2 separate regions of the Homo sapiens genome follow, and region 2 is linked to region 1. A link is a contact called in ENCODE Hi-C or POLR2A ChIA-PET data. All regions are on one chromosome and are shown on one strand. Each heading gives the region's core, a stretch centred on a gene start or an enhancer-like site at or near the end of the contact. The rest is flanking DNA. Distances are from core to core; before and after follow the strand shown. Region 1 overlaps USP7 (ubiquitin specific peptidase 7). Region 2 holds the start of TNFRSF17 (TNF receptor superfamily member 17).

The links. Hi-C counts contacts between places; a loop is a spot of excess contacts on that map. ChIA-PET counts read pairs that join two places held with the same protein, here RNA polymerase II (POLR2A). Pooled maps may share reads with other maps.
Region 2: a map with no recorded cell type shows a loop between it and region 1 (12-fold over the local background). The contact joins the promoter of TNFRSF17 here to the enhancer-like site in region 1. A Hi-C loop is called at or near these places in 1 of 37 single-sample maps with no recorded cell type and 2 of 50 pooled maps. POLR2A ChIA-PET finds 5 or more read pairs at or near these places in 1 of 52 experiments (activated CD4-positive, alpha-beta T cell).

The regions. Positions count from the first base shown.
Region 1 is chr16:8,887,692-8,895,504 of GRCh38, reverse strand. It overlaps USP7 (ubiquitin specific peptidase 7), which reads left to right. Exons shown (of 31, transcript NM_003470.3): 28 at 355-474; 29 at 650-721; 30 at 865-955; 31 at 1,401-3,408. The coding sequence ends at 1,507. Among named protein-coding and RNA genes, the nearest start is that of LITAFD, 9.2 kb to the right of the region's middle. RefSeq lists enhancers at 3,118-3,347, 3,398-3,457, 3,528-3,677, 3,738-4,007, 6,747-7,589. Within about 2 kb of position 3,049, at least 11 of the 41 ENCODE cell types and tissues checked have a DNase peak (open chromatin) inside an H3K27ac peak, as active enhancers do.
Region 2 is chr16:11,961,003-11,968,815 of GRCh38, reverse strand. TNFRSF17 (TNF receptor superfamily member 17) reads right to left here and starts at 3,606. Exons shown (of 3, transcript NM_001192.3): 1 at 3,362-3,606; 2 at 2,475-2,621; 3 at 748-1,246. The coding sequence starts at 3,491. The coding sequence ends at 969. It also overlaps a transcript of NPIPB2 not described here and the pseudogene UBL5P4. RefSeq lists enhancers at 3,379-3,818, 3,939-4,058 and a silencer at 5,570-5,739.

The DNA.
Region 1 (7,813 bases), core at 1,800-4,299:
TGGACCTACAGTGTTTTTGCACAGAAATTAGTCCTCAGTTTGGGTTACCAACCCAATCCAGACAGAAACTGTGGATCACTTGAATTTAGAGCTGTTGACATTTCCACAGGAACTGGGATAATACAGTATTTGGCCTCTTAAAATTCAGTTTTTTGGGGGAGGGGGAAGAAACTTGGATATCTTCTGGCTGAGACTCCCATGAGTGCCCATCACTCTGGCTGGATCCAGGTGTGGCGTTTTTTTAGCAAAAATAGGCTTTACCCTCCGGGTTAGAGTAGTGTGAGAATTGAGATGTGGACACTTTGACCACATCACTTGCACTTACAGAACTGTGTCTGTTGTCCGTGTCCCCAGGAAATCCCTTTGGACCAGGTGGACATAGACAAAGAGAATGAGATGCTTGTCACAGTGGCGCATTTCCACAAAGAGGTCTTCGGAACGTTCGGAATCCCGTTTTTGCTGAGGATACACCAGGTATGCTGTTGTGGTTGGCCGAGTGGCTCACGTCAAAACCTGGAGCCTTTGAGTGGCCGCTGTTGCCGAATCTGCGCTCCTGCTGGGGTTAGGCGTTGGTTTTGGCGGCTGCCACGTGACGTGGCCTGGGGGTGCTGGGAGTGACTGTGTGAGCACATGTCCTTTGCCATTCTAGGGCGAGCATTTTCGAGAAGTGATGAAGCGAATCCAGAGCCTGCTGGACATCCAGGAGAAGGAGTTTGAGAAGGTGTGCAGCTGGGGCCTCCTGGGGGCTTGGCGGGCCATAGGCTCAAGCCTTGCCTAGCGTAGCGGCCTAGGCTTTTTTGCCAGAGATGTGAGTTTTGCTGATATACAGAAATAACGGAGGAGTTTTAATTTTTTTTCTTTTAGTTTAAATTTGCAATTGTAATGATGGGCCGACACCAGTACATAAATGAAGACGAGTATGAAGTAAATTTGAAAGACTTTGAGCCACAGCCCGGTAAGGGTTCTCCCCCCCCCGGGGGCTGGTGTGGGTTTCAGACTAAGAAACAAGTGGTCTGGGGCTGGGAGGGGCAGCCCCAGGGTCAAGTGCCAGCTCCTCTCTCTCCACTGGCCGACCTGTGGAACCAGGAGCAATAGCATTCCATAACCTACGAGTTCTTAACAGGTCCTTACATCCTTTGTAACCTGTGAGATCTTCAAGGAGAGAAGCTTGGATATGTGTGCAGGGTGATTGAGACTCAGGGTTGTGAGGGCAGTGGCTCTGAGGCGCAGTCAGGGTGTGGGCCTCCTTAGCTCCAGGTGGGCGTGTAGCTCAGGTCCTGGCTTCCCTGCGAACTTACCCCTTGGGGAGCCACAGGGATGCATGCCTCACTGGCCACCACCCCGCTGAGGGGTTCCAGGGCTGCTCTGTGGCCTCACTTGCTTTTCTTCATCCCCACCAGGTAATATGTCTCATCCTCGGCCTTGGCTAGGGCTCGACCACTTCAACAAAGCCCCAAAGAGGAGTCGCTACACTTACCTTGAAAAGGCCATTAAAATCCATAACTGATTTCCAAGCTGGTGTGTTCAAGGCGAGGACGGTGTGTGGGTGGCCCCTTAACAGCCTAGAACTTTGGTGCACGTGCCCTCTAGCCGAAGTCTTCAGCAAGAGGATTCGCTGCTGGTGTTAATTTTATTTTATTGAGGCTGTTCAGTTTGGCTTCTCTGTATCTATTGACTGCCCTTTTTGAGCAAAATGAAGATGTTTTTATAAAGCTTGGATGCCAATGAGAGTTATTTTATGGTAACCACAGTGCAAGGCAACTGTCAGCGCAATGGGGGAGAAGAGGTTAGTGGATCGGGGGTCCCTGGCTCAAGGTCTCTGGGCTGTCCCTAGTGGGCACGAGTGGCTCGGCTGCCTTCCTGGGGTCCCGTGCACCAGCCCTGCAGCTAGCAAGTCTTGTGTTTAGGCTCGTCTGACCTATTTCCTTCAGTTATACTTTCAATGACCTTTTGTGCATCTGTTAAGGCAAAACAGAGAAACTCACAACCTAATAAATAGCGCTCTTCCCTTCATTGTGTGCATTGTCGGCCCTTCCTCGGGTTCTCCTCCTCCAGCTGCCTGGGGGCTTTTTAATAAACTTGTCTCACCTCGTCAGCCACTACTGTCTGCAGCCCCTTTGCAAAGTGGATGCACTGAATACAGTCCGGACAGACATTGTGGGGGTCTTTTTATTAAATCAAGAACATTGTTAAATTCAATTAAGGTTTACTCTGCTGCCTTGGCAGACTTACGATCTCAACAGTTCATACGAGCAGGTGAAAGGATTATAAATAGAATTTCGTTAAAGTGGAACAGACGACAAGAAAGCCTTTTAGCAAGAGGGCATGCTCACTAGTGGTTAGTAAGCTGTCGACTTTGTAAAAAAGTTAAAAATGAAAAAAAAAGGAAAAATGAATTGTATATTTAATGAATGAACATGTACAATTTGCCACTGGGAGGAGGTTCCTTTTTGTTGGGTGAGTCTGCAAGTGAATTTCACTGATGTTGATATTCATTGTGTGTAGTTTTATTTCGGTCCCAGCCCCGTTTCCTTTTATTTTGGAGCTAATGCCAGCTGCGTGTCTAGTTTTGAGTGCAGTAAAATAGAATCAGCAAATCACTCTTATTTTTCATCCTTTTCCGGTATTTTTTGGGTTGTTTCTGTGGGAGCAGTGTACACCAACTCTTCCTGTATATTGCCTTTTTGCTGGAAAATGTTGTATGTTGAATAAAATTTTCTATAAAAATTATAATTCAGTGAGTTACGTGGAAGTGGAGGAAGATTTCTACTCTCCCTGGAAACAGGCCTGGGAAACCTTGGCATTTGTAACAAGGTTTCACTGAGATGTACTTTTCCTTCTAATTCCGTTTTGCGGGGGCAGGGTCTCTTGTTTCTTTTTTTTTTTTTTTTTTTTTTTAGCCTCTAACTAGTCACATTTACTCTTAAGAAATGAAAGGTTTTCCAGGAGAGAACTGTGTACAAATAAGGTGACTGGAGATGTGACCTGATGTGTCACGAGGCCCTTCGGGGCGGCAGGCGCTATCGTGGGCGTGGTCCTTGCACCGTCCCATCGGCCTTGCCTTCCAGCTCCGTGGCACGGTTTCCTGGTCTTTGGGCCAGTGTGTACCTTGGAGTGACTTCCTTTCTCAACTTCCACTGCAGTGTGTGTGCCTTCTGCTCTGAGAGCTGCCTTGTGACCCGTGTGATAGAAAGCAGGGAGTGAGGGTCCCCGCGGACCTGGCCCTTCCCTCCTTCCTCCCCCAGAAAGAGGAGTTAGAGCAGGGGTGCGAGAGCCGTTCGCTGTGGGTTTGTCTTTGAACAAACATTAAGGTGTCTTGTTTTTGTTCTGGGCTGGGGGTTGGCTGTAGTCTTAGGTAACTGAAAGTTCCTACTCTCCCTTAAGGTATTAAATGACTCTTTTTCCAAAGAACGTGTTGTAATGTTTCCGTCATCTGCCGCGTTCCCTTTTCCACTCACTCGCAGTTACAGTGTCAGGAGTTTGAGTTTGTTAAACTGGTTCTGGGGAGACAAGCTGAAATTTTAAAGAAAGAAAAATGAACTCCCCTTCTCCGGCCTCACTGTAACCCCTGGGACTATTGTGTCCTCTCCCTCTGTGGGGTGTGGATGCCATCTGTTGACAGCATTCGGAGTCTTCACAGCGGGGAGCCCTGAAAACCACTGCGTGACAGCAAGGGCCTGCGGTCACAGTGGCCCTTCCCACGCCCTCACACACAAGAGCAGCGAGCTGAAGCAGTCTTGTTTCAAAATGAGAAGAGCAGCCAGGCGCGGTGGCTCGTGCTGTGAGCAAAGCCCAAGGGAGACACTATGGGACCTGGCAGAGTCCCCTGCAACGTGGGTGCCTTGACAGGGCGAGAAGCCACGTCTAGACACCATCGCTTCCTGATGGAGGCCCTGACCCAGCTTCTCTTTCACCAGACGGCAAGGACATTTGGCGTCATACATAACATCACTCATTTGCTGTGAGGCAAATGTTTATGGTGCCAGGGATGGAAATTGTGAGTAGTTTAAAGTCTTAACTCTGAAACCACCTTCACAGTTAAAGCAAATGCGATAAAACCTATAGCACCTGGGCCGGATGCGGTGGCTCACACCTGTAATCCCAGCACTTTGGGAGGCTTGAGATCGGTGGATCACTTGAGGTCAGGAGTTCAAGACCAGCTTGGCCAGCATGGTGAAACCTTGTCTCTACTGAAAACGCAAAAATTAGCCGGGCATGGTGGTAGACACCTGCAGTCCCAGCTGCTCGGGAGGCTGAGGCCAGAGAATCACTTGAACCCAGGAGGCAGAGGTTGCAGTGAGCTGAGATCGTGCCACTGCACTCCAGCCTGGGTGACAGCGTGAGGGAGACTCCGTCTCAAAGCCATAGCACCTGAAGGTTCCTTGAATTACTAAGGTGAGGTGTGTAAGTAAGACATCTCTCTTGTGGTTTGGGCTTAGGCTAGGGTCAGAGTTGGTAAACTTTCTGTAAAAGGCCAGAGTAGGTATTGTGTGATGGTCTCTGTTGGGACTCTCAGCTCTGCCAACATAGCATGAACGCAGCCACAGACAACAATTGAGTGGCGAGGCTGTCCCCACAAAGCTTTGTTTTTAAAAACCCCTTTTGTAGGTTTACCAACCCTGGATTGCAGGGAAATGATCTGTCTTCATGGCTTGCTATAAGGGCCTCTTGGGCCAAGAGAGCTTCAGATTAGATAGCCGAGTCACTACCTCCTAGTGGTGTAGGTAGGTCCCCTGGGGAGGAGGGGAGTCAAGATAACAACCAGACCTTGCCAACCCCATTGGACTACATCCCTAAGACTTTTGTGTGAGGGAGTAATGGGTAGTGTTTCCGGCCAGCCTTGCTACCACCCTGTCCTCACCCAGTCGTGTTCATCAGAACTTTGTCGCGGTGGAGCTTCTGGCCACCTGTGGCTATAAAGCACTTGAAATGTGGCTTAAGTGGCAGAGGGGGTTGAATTTTAATTTTATTCTAATTTGCACATGTGGCTGATGTCTTCCTTACTGGGTATGCAGTTCTAACAAAACATTCCCCACCTCGGGAGTTACAGTGACTAACTCGAGGGCTGTTGAGTGCTGCGTGAAGCACAGGCGTTGGAGTGGGCGTTCTTTATGGCCTACTCCCTAAAGCCTTCGGGACATTGGTTTTCTGCGTGAGAACAGTTAAGGACAGACTTCCCCATCCCTGCGTCTTGGCTTTGGGGGAGATGGGTGCCTGTGCATCTTCTGCTGACTTACGTTTCGCAGCCTTTAACTGAGTGAGGCCTGGGAGCTGGAGGCCATGAATGGTCTGTGAGCAAAACTGCAGGTTCCAAAGGGAGGCCCCCTCCCATCAGCTCCAAGGGGTCACTGACCCCCTACATGCTGCCACCTGTCAATGACTGGATCTGGGGGTTCACAGCACAGTGCCTGCACAGCACGTGGACAACTTGGGAGAGGGAAGAAGTTACGGATTCAGACCACCCTTGAAGTCCAGTGCCCAGGAGTAAGAGACTGGCACCTCCTGTCCTTCCCCACCCGTACTCAGCATCACTCAGCCCTTTGAAGCTCATTGCTGCAAAGCTGGTTTTGCAGCGAGGAGGCAGAGAAAGGTGGTTAAGGCCAGCCCCTCCCTGGTGGTGAGGGTTAGTCCAGGAGCTGCTCAAGGTTCCCAGCTTGGCCTTGATGGCCCCTCCACGCCTTTATCCCACAGGGCGTGGCTCGAGGCCACGTGCACCTGGCGCATCTTTCTGCCCTGGCTGAGCTGAGAACTCCAGTAGGGAAATGGTATGGGTGGCATTGTGAGGAAGGCCACCAGCCACCAGCGAACTCTGCCCACGAGCTGGTGCCAGTGCCACACCTGCCCATTGGGCTCCTGTGAGAAGGTGGGGTGGGGGCTGTTCTGACTCTTGCCTCCGGCTAATTAGGAGGGACAGTAGCAAGAAACCCTTTGTGATAACCATTGTGCACAGTGAGCCAGCCCTGAGAGGTCAGCAGCGAGGCGTCTGGTGGCCCAAAGTAGGCCAGAACCCTGAGCCATGGGGGCTTGAGCCTTGCTCAGTGTGGAGCAGGCATTCAGACCCCCACTGGCTGCCCGCCTCACCTCCCTGTTCCAGGTAGCCCTAGCTCAGCCCTCCATGCGGGGTAGGATGGGGGCTGTCCCCAGTTTCAAATGAGGGTTCAGCAACTTGCCAAGCTCATCTGCCAGTGGTGGGCCGCCCCTCTGACAGGCCCCGAAGCTGGGGAAGAGGCCGGCCCTGGGCGTGGAAAGGGGTCAGGGAAAGGGGTGCAGGAGAAGGAAGCCCCGGCCCTGCCGTAGCCTGGCCCTGCGGCAAGGTCTTGGCATAGGAGAACCTGAGGCTTCCCTGGGACAAAGCCTCAGACACATGAACACCGAGAGGCTTAGAACAGTGGCTCAGGTCCTGTTGTCTAAGGCAGTGACTGCAGACACCCCGAGGCTTGGGTCTGGGGGTATTCCAGGGGACTGGGCCAAGGGACAGATGAAGTCCCGCCCCACTTGGCAGCCTCTCAAGACCCCAGTTCCTCTGCACCTACACCTTCAGACAGCGGAACTTGAGAAGCCTCGACTTTTTTTTTTTTTTTAATGTGTATTTTTGTTTGTCTTAGTTTTTTGAGATAGGGTCTCACCCCATCTCCAAGGCTGGAGTGCAGTTGTGCAGTCATGGCTCATTGCACCTTTGACCTCTTGGGCCCAAGCGATCTATCTGCCCCAGCCTCCCAACTGTCTGGCAGCACAGGTGTTACCACCATGCCCGGCTAATTTTTTAATTTTTTGTAGAGATAGGGTCTCCGTAGGTTGCCCAGACTGGTCTCAAACTCCTGGGCTCAAGTGATCTTCTCGCCTTGTCCTCCCAAAATGCTGAGATTACAGGGGTGAGCCACCTCGCCAAGCTGAAAATCCTGGATTTTCTATACGAATTGTCCTATTTCTAAGAGTTGGCAAGTGACGTTTTCCTAACACGGGGCAGTCTGCATCCAGAAGGCCTGGGGACTGATCCATAGAGTCATAGCAGAAGCTTGCAGCCATGCCAAGGACCTGGCCACCTCTGAAGGCACAATGGTGACTGACTCAGGCCGATGAAAGCTCTCCTGTGACTGAGGAAGACCTGGCACCCAGCCAGTCCACACTGAGTGAGCAGAGCCTGGCCGTGGTTGGACACTGTCCCTGGACTGCAGGCGCTCATGTCTCTGGAGCCATCTGGGAATCCGAGTGAAAGACAACAGTCTGGGTGGAATCAGAACGAGAGGCTCCAGCTGAACTCTGCAGATGGAGGGTTCAGGCTGTAGATGGGCCTTGCCAGCAAGACCGAGCAGCCCCCGATTGTCGCCTGCCACAGCCTGGCTGCTCTGCAGAGCCATCAAATCTCTCCCTCTGGATGGTGGAAGCCCGGTGGCTGGGCCCTCGTCCTAGGTGAGACCCTCACGCCTCACCTTGAGATAGATCCTGGATGGATGACCACCCGCCTCGTCCACCAGGGGCTTTTCTGTCTCCCTATGTTGACCTGGTGCCCGTGTCCTCATTTATTACAAATGAGAGGTTGCTTCCTTTGTCTTCAGGGACTTACTGGGGTTCCCAGGTACTAGCTGCCTAATTTGTGTCAGAAACTTCACCATCCAACCCTAAAAATCTTGCTGAGTCTCTGAAGTGGAAATGAAGGCTCTGGGGCCTGCAGCTAGTGTGGACCGGGAAGTTGTTCTCCCGATTTAGCCAGGCCTTTGGGTGGTGGCAAAGGCACAGGCATTGGGGCATTTTACTCCAGGGAAACCTGTCCCAGAACTTGTCCTTCCCCGGGGCTGGTGTGACCTAAGGACCT
Region 2 (7,813 bases), core at 2,357-4,856, 3.1 Mb before region 1:
GTCAAGCGTTTAGAGGTCTCTAGTGAGAAGATTGTCATGTCAGCATGTTCAAGGTGATGAGCATCAGCTAGGATGATTGAGGTTGTTTGCAACAACCTCAGTGGAGAGTGGATAGTGTGGAGAAGGTCTGTGTTAAATGCTACACAGATAACACCATTGTGGACCTTAAGAAGCTGATTACAGCCCAGACTAGGGCTGTAACAAGAACAACCCTTTCAGGAACAAGACTCCTGAATAAGTGGTATACAATTTTTAAGGACCACATATCTTTGGGGCACTATAAAATCCAGCAGAAGATGAAGCTGGAGGTCTTTTTGTTTGTTTGTGTTGTTTTGTTTTGAGACGGAGTCTCACCCTCTTGCCCAGGCTGGAGTGCAGGGATGCTATCTCAGCTCATTGCAACCTCCACCTCCCAGGTTCAAGCGATTCTCCTGCCTCAGCCTCCTGAGTAGCTGGGATTACAGGTGCCTACCACCATGCCCAGCTAATTTTTGTATTTTTAGTAAAGACAGGGTTTCACCATGTTGGCCAGGCTGGTCTCAAATTCCTGACCTCAGGTAATCTGCCCGCCTCGGCCTTTCAAAGTGCTGGGATTACAGGCATGAGCCACCGCGCCTGGCCAAAACTGGAGCTTTATTATCAATAGGTTAGAATTCTTTCCCCCTCCCACCTTTCTCTCCCACCCTCACCCCCCACACTGGTATACATGCTTGTTTTTAAAAACTCACGTTAATAAAAACTTAGATGTCAGGAAAAAAAAGAGTTTAATCATGAAACCAAGGAAGTTTCTACCATTAAGCTCCCAACAGTAACCTAGAGAAATATATCTAACATAAAGAGTTTCCACAGTTAGAGGACAAAAAGCTGTATCGGCAACTGAAAAATACAGTCATCCTAAAGAGATCTGACACATCATCTATTCTGACAAAAGATTTTTAAAGTGGCACTGCTCGAGTCGAAATGGTTAATTACCTAGCAGAAATTGATTTCTCTATCTCCGTAGCACTCAAAGCAGCTGGCAGGCTCTTGCAATAGTCATTCGTTTTCGTGGTGACAAGAATGGTTGCGCCTTCCTCCATAGCTGGGAGTGGAAAGCAATGGTCAGAGTCGACCTTCGGTTTGCTCTTGATGCAGTCTTCACAGGTGCATTCTTCCACCGTGTACTCGAGGCCTCTCGGAAGAATAATTTCATCACCAGTCCTGCTCTTTTCCAGGTCAATGTTAGCCATGCCCAGGAGACCTGATCCTAATTATGTAGAAACGGAAACATTAACCCAAACTTCACAGAGAATGTGGTCATGAGAGTCTTAGCAGTACACATCGGGACTCAAAGCAATGTGAGAGAGATTTTTTCATTTTTTAGAGGTGGGGTCTTACTGTGTTGCCCAGGCTGCATTCAAACTCCTGGGCTCAAGCAATCCTCCCACGTTAGCCTACAGAGCAGTCGGGACTACAGCTCCATGCCACCACACCCAGCTTGAAACAGATCTTTTCAGTAAAAAAGAATGAGTATGTGCTGGGCCCTGTGGCTCACGCCTGTAATCCCAGCACTTTGGGAAGCTGAGGCGGGCAGATCACTTGTGGTCAGGAGCTTGAGACCATCCTGGCCAACATGATGAAACCCTGTCTCTACCAAAAAGTACAAAAATTAGTCGGAGGTGATGGCACATACCTATAGTCCCAGTTACTCAGGAGGCTGAGATGGGAGAATTGTTTGAACCCAAGAGGCAGAGGCTGCAGTGAGTTGAGATCACGCCACTGCACTCCAGCCTGGGCCACAGAGCGAGACTCCATCTCTAAATAAATAAATAAATAAATAAATAAATAAATAAATAAATGCATACAGAAATAGGGCAGTGGCTGTACATGCTTGGGAATCCAATCATGAGCAAAGGTGCTGCAGAAGTATTTTTATCTTAAGAGGCACTTAAGTAGAACATTCATTTTTCTGGGACTGGTTCTCTATTGCTTAAAAATAATTATTTTTTAGATGATTCCTCAAATAATTCAGGAGCAACTGGTTATTCATTTCTAACATTTTTCAGTAGTAAAATGTTCACTCAAGCAAAGAACACCTATATTTGTATAAAAACATGACCATAGATCTTGACAAATATGCTTTTCCTGACAGTAGCAGACCTGGCTAGGAGTTTCTGATAATGTGGCATTTAATCGATGTGCTAACTTTAGTCAAAGAGACTGATGTTTCCCAAGAAAGCCTTAGTACTTTCAATAGAGTAATTAACAGTGGAAGAATCCTGGAGAAGACTGACATTGTAGAAAATCTGCCAAGGTGTCAAAATCAGAATGAAGATGGCTCACCTCTACCAAGTTCATTTAATGTAACAATGTTCTAACACATTCGAAAGGGCTGTAACGAAGTGAAATAGTCAACGCTAAAAAAAGAAAAGGAACTGAAACTCACAATAGCCATCCCCTGGAAATAGATTTCAAAGATTCACCATCAAACCAACCTGTGTTTTTAAACTCGTCCTTTAATGGTTCAGAGTTTATCTTCCTTAGCAAAAACATTAGCACGAAAACTGCCAAAGAAATTATTAAGCTCAGTCCCAAACAGGTCCAGAGAATCGCATTCGTTCCTTTCACTGAATTGGTCACACCTTTATGAAAAGAACATCAGACAGATAATGAGCTGATAACATAATATTCACATACTTTATTGTTATTATTTATTTATTTATTTTGAGACAAAGTCTTGCTCTGTTGCCCAGGCTAGAGTGCAGTGGCGCGATCTCGGCTCACTGCAACCTCCACCTCCCAAGTTCAAACAATTCTCCTGCCTCAGCCTCCCGAGTAGCTGGGATTACAGACCTGTGCCACCATGCCCAGCTAATTTTTTGTATTTTTAGTAGAGACAGGGTTTCACCAGGTTGGCCAGGCTGGCCTCAAACTGCCGACCTCAGGTGATTCACCCACCTCGGCCTCCCAAAGTGCTGGGATTACAGGTGTGAGCCATCCACCGCACCCGGCTGTCATACTTGATTATTTTGCTAAAATAATGAATTATGGATTGTTTTGATAGCAAAATAATCAAGTATGGATTATTTCCATTCAATCACCTTAATTAATGAACATTGACTTTTAAATTCTAAATATCACTTAATTAGAAGAGCTGATTTTTAAAAAAAATCTATGTTGCTAATAGTGCTGAATCATATCAAGTTCAGTTCCAAATAATTACTTTGTTTCCATAAACATTAAAATCACTGCCTTGCTTCCTTTCTCTTTTTGATTCAAGAAAACTCACCATCATGCCCATTATGTTGATTCTCTGAATAAGCAGTCCATATAGACAGAATAGTTCACACCAATGAATAATCGTTCAAGCAATATTACTTACTTGCATTACAATAACGCTGACATGTTAGAGGAGGAGTATTAGAAGAACATCGAAGTTGACAAGGTATGCAAGCATGCAACAAACTGTCAAAATATTCATTTTGGGAGCACTGCCCAGCCATCTGCAACATGATCACAAAAAGAAAACAAGGGAGCTACAGAAAGAACAGCCTGGAAGGACAAGTAATATCTCTACAAGAATTCCAGAGCAAATGCAGCAAGAGCAGCTAGAATGTTGAGAACAATGAACTTCGCCTGCTTCGTGGGTTCTTACGGGGGCTGTCTGTGTCTTCGCGGCAGCTAAGGATTTGAATACCACATCTAATTCAAGTTTCTAAGTTTGAGTCTTGGATGGGGTAAGAGACAGGGTGTAAATATCAGGGCATATCACATCTGAAACAGAAACTGCTTATTTATAGAAGAAATTTCTCAGCCAGGTGACAGTTGCAAGATGCAGACAAGCCCACAGCATCAAGCCGAATGTTCAGTAACAGTTTCTGGAACATCTGTTAATAAGCTGTACTCTGTGAGAGGTGCCAGGGAGATAGACAAGACAAGGTCTGTGCTGTGCCCCTTAAGATCTTAACATTGAGGCCAGCTGCAGGGGTTCACACCTGTAATCCCAGGACTTTGGGAGTCAAAAGGCAAAAGGATTGCTTGAGCCCAGGAGTTCAAAATCAGCCTGGGCAACATGGCGAAACCCTGACTTTACAAAAACATTTTAAAAAGTAGTCTGGTGTAAGCTGGGCGCCGTGGCGCTCTCCTGTAATCCCAGCACTTTGGGAGGCCGAGGCAGGTGGATCACTTGAGGTCAGGAGTTCCAGAACAGCCTGGCCAACATGGTGAAACCCCGTCTCTACTAAAAATACAAAAATTAGTCAGGCATGGTGGCAGGCACCTATGATCCCAGCTACTCAGGAGGCTGAGGCAGGGAGACGTGCTTGAACCCAGGAGGCGGAGTTTGCAGTAAGCCAAGATCAGGCCACTGCGCTCCAGCCTGGGTGACAAAGCAAGACTCTATCTCAAAAAAAAAAAAAATTCTACAGGAAGATCAGAGGTGATGCACTAAGGAAGACGCACAATGCCACTGACAGAAAAAGAGACATTTAGGGTAAGAGCTCGTGGAAAGAGGGCTGAGAGGAAGATAGGTTTGGGGTATTATAATAATAATACAATAATCTATGTTCCATTGTTGAAAATTTAGAAATACAGATGAGCAGATAAAACCATTTTAAAAATCCACAGTCCAAGCATCCAGAAGTCATCACCGCTAACACCTGGTGTATCCCAGAAGTTGCAAACAGACCTGCCGATGCGATGTCTTTTGTTTCACCGATCCCTGAATTCTAGATAGATACATTTATATAGTGCATTTTTCTGTTTACATAAATGGATCACTTGAATTTGCCTTTTTTTTTTTTTTTGACAGAGTCTCACTCTGTCTCCCAGGCTGAGTGCAGTGACACAATCACAGCTCACTGCAGCCTCCACCTCCTGGGTTCAGGTGATCTGCCCACCTCAGCCTTCCAAGTAGCTGGGACTACAGACATGCGCCAGCACGCCTGGTAAGTTTTGTATTTTTTGTAGAGATGGGTTTTTGCCGTGTTGCCCAGGTTGCTCTCAAACACTTGGGGTCAAGTGATCCACCCACCTCGGCCTCCCAAAGCGCTGGGATTACAGGTGTGAGCCACTAAGCCCAGCTTGAATTTGCTTTTAACCATACTGAGTGAAATACCCATATAGAGACGTCCAGATGTTTGTCAAAAATGCAGGACTCAATTAAAATTTGAGGAAATGGCAAACTCCTAATTCAGTATAGTGATTATCTCTGAGGTAAGTGGTGGGGAAGAAGGGGAGCACAAAAAAGGCTTCACCTGTGTTTATTATATTTTCTTTATTAAGCTGAGTGGTGGATACATTGATATTTGTTGTTTTCCTTTTGTTGTATTTTTCTTATTCTTTACACTTTCTTAAGGCCCAAGGAGTGTGCCAAGGAAACCTGCCATCCCTTCTACTTTATTTCATCCTCCAAGCACCCCAACCTTTAAAAACTTATTCTTTTTTTTTTTTTTTTTGAGCTGGAGTTTCACTGTTATTGCCCAGGCTGGAGTGCAATGGCGCGATCTCGGCTCACTGCAACCTCCACCTCCCAGGTTCAAGCGATTCTCTGGCCTCAGCCTCCTGAGTAGCTGGGATGACAGGTGCATGCCACCACGCCTGGCTAGTTTTTGTATTTTTGGTAGAGACGGGGTTTCACCGTGTTGGTCAGGCTGGTTTCGAACTCCTGACCTCAGGTGACCCACCGGCCTTGGCCTCTCAAACTGCTGGGATTACAGGCATGAGCCACCTAGCCTGGATGATTTTTTATTTATTTGTTTGTTTGTTTGTTTGTTTGTTTTGAGATGGAGTCTCCCTCTGTTGCCAGGCTGGGGTACAGTAGTGCGATCTGCAACCTCTGCCTCCCGGGTTCAAGTGATTCTCCTGCCTCAGCTTCCGGAATAGCTGGGATTACAGGCATGCGCCATCATGCCCAGCAAATATTTGTATTTTTAGTACAGACAGGATTTCACCATATTGGGCAGAATGGTCTCAGTCTCCTGACCTCGTGATCCACCTGCCTTGGCCTCCCAAAGTGCTGAGATTACAGGTGTGAGCCACCGCGCCCAGCCACTGATAATTCTTGTTTTTAAAATTCATATTATTAAAAAATAAGTATTCAAACAGTGCCAAAGATTTTTCAATGAAAAGTAAGTCTTTTTCCTACCCTGGATTTCCTCTCTCTTGCCAGAGGCAGTAATTACTGTCAGTCTTCCTCTTTTTTTTTGGTTTTTTTTTTTTTTTTTTGAGACAGAATCTTGCTCTGTCACCCAGGCTGGAGTGCAGGGGCGCTATCTCAGCTCACTGCAAGCTCCGACTCCCAGGTTCATGCCATTCTCCTGCCTCAGCCTCCAGAGTAGCTGGGACTACAGGCACCCACCACCATGTCTGGCTAATTTTGTTTTTGTATTTTTAGTAGAGATGGGGTTTCACCATCTTAGCCAGGATGGTCTCGATCTCCTGACCTCATGATCCGGGATTACAGGCATGCGCCACCATGCCCAGCTAATATTTGTATTTTTAGTAGAGACAGGGTTTCACCATGTTGGGCAGAATGGTCTCAATCCCCTCACCTCGTGATCGACCCGCCTCGGCCTCCCAAAGTGCTGGGATTACAGGTGCAAGCCACCGCACCCAGCCTTTTTTTTTTTTTTTTTTTTTAAGACAGGGTGTTGCTCTATTGCCCAGGCTGGAGTGCAGTGGCACCATCAGGGCTCACTGCAGCCTCCACCTTCTGGGCTTAAGCGATCCTCCCACCTCAGCCTCCTGAGTAGCTAGGACTACGCACATGCCACCATGCCCAGCTAATTTTTGTATTTTTTGTAGAGATGAGATTTCATCATGTTGCCCAGGCTGGTCTTGAACTCCTGGGCTCAAGTGATCTTCCTGCCTCAGCCTCCCAAAGTACTGAGATTACATGTGTAAGCCACAGTGCCCAGCCACTGTCAGTCTTCTGTCTTTCCAAATAGAGCCTCTGTTTATGTCTGTCTATTCAGACCCTACCTATTTTATTTGTATCCACCCAGGAGGCAGATAGAGCATATTATACAACTGCTCATACCTTTTTTTTTTTTTTTTTTAAACAGGGTCTCACTCTGTCACCCAGGCTGGAGTGTGGTGGCAAAATTTCAGCTCACTGCAACCTCCGTCTCCCAGGTTCAAGCCATTCTCTTGCCTCAGCCTCCCTAGTAGCTGGGATTACAGGTGCGTGCCTCCAGGCCTGGCTAATTTTTGTATTTTTAGTAGAGACGGGGTTTCAGTATGTTGGCCAGGCTGGTCTCGAACTCCTGACCTCAAGTGATTCGCCCGCCTCGGCCTCCCAAAGTGCTAGGATTATAGGCGTGAGCCACTGCGCCTGGCCTCTTTTTGTATTTTTAAAGTAGTCCATAATAAATGCTAAAATCATGAAAATAAAATGCAGAAATTTAAAAAAATACTTTTTTTTTTAAATGCAGGACTTGAGCCTAGGAAAGATTTTGAACTTAGATATTGATCAAAACGTCAAATTCCTCTGGGGTCCAGGTGGTGAGGTAAGTGGGAGAGGCTGCCTAGGCAGGACAGGGAGAAGCTGAAGCAGCTGGCCCAGGAGGCTCCACTCCCTCAGCCTCTGCCAGATTGCTGACCTTTGGAAGACAGGCAAAGGAGACAGGACAAACATGATTAGAGAAATAGGGAGAGAACAAAAATTATCTCCCAGGCTGGGTGCAGTGGCTCACACCTGTAATCCCAGCACTTTGGGAGGCTGAAGCAGGTGGATCACCTGAAGTCAGGAGTTTGAGGCCAATCTGGCCAACATGGTGAAACCCAGTCTCTACTAAAAATACAAAAATTAGCCAAGCGTGGTGGCGTGCATAAT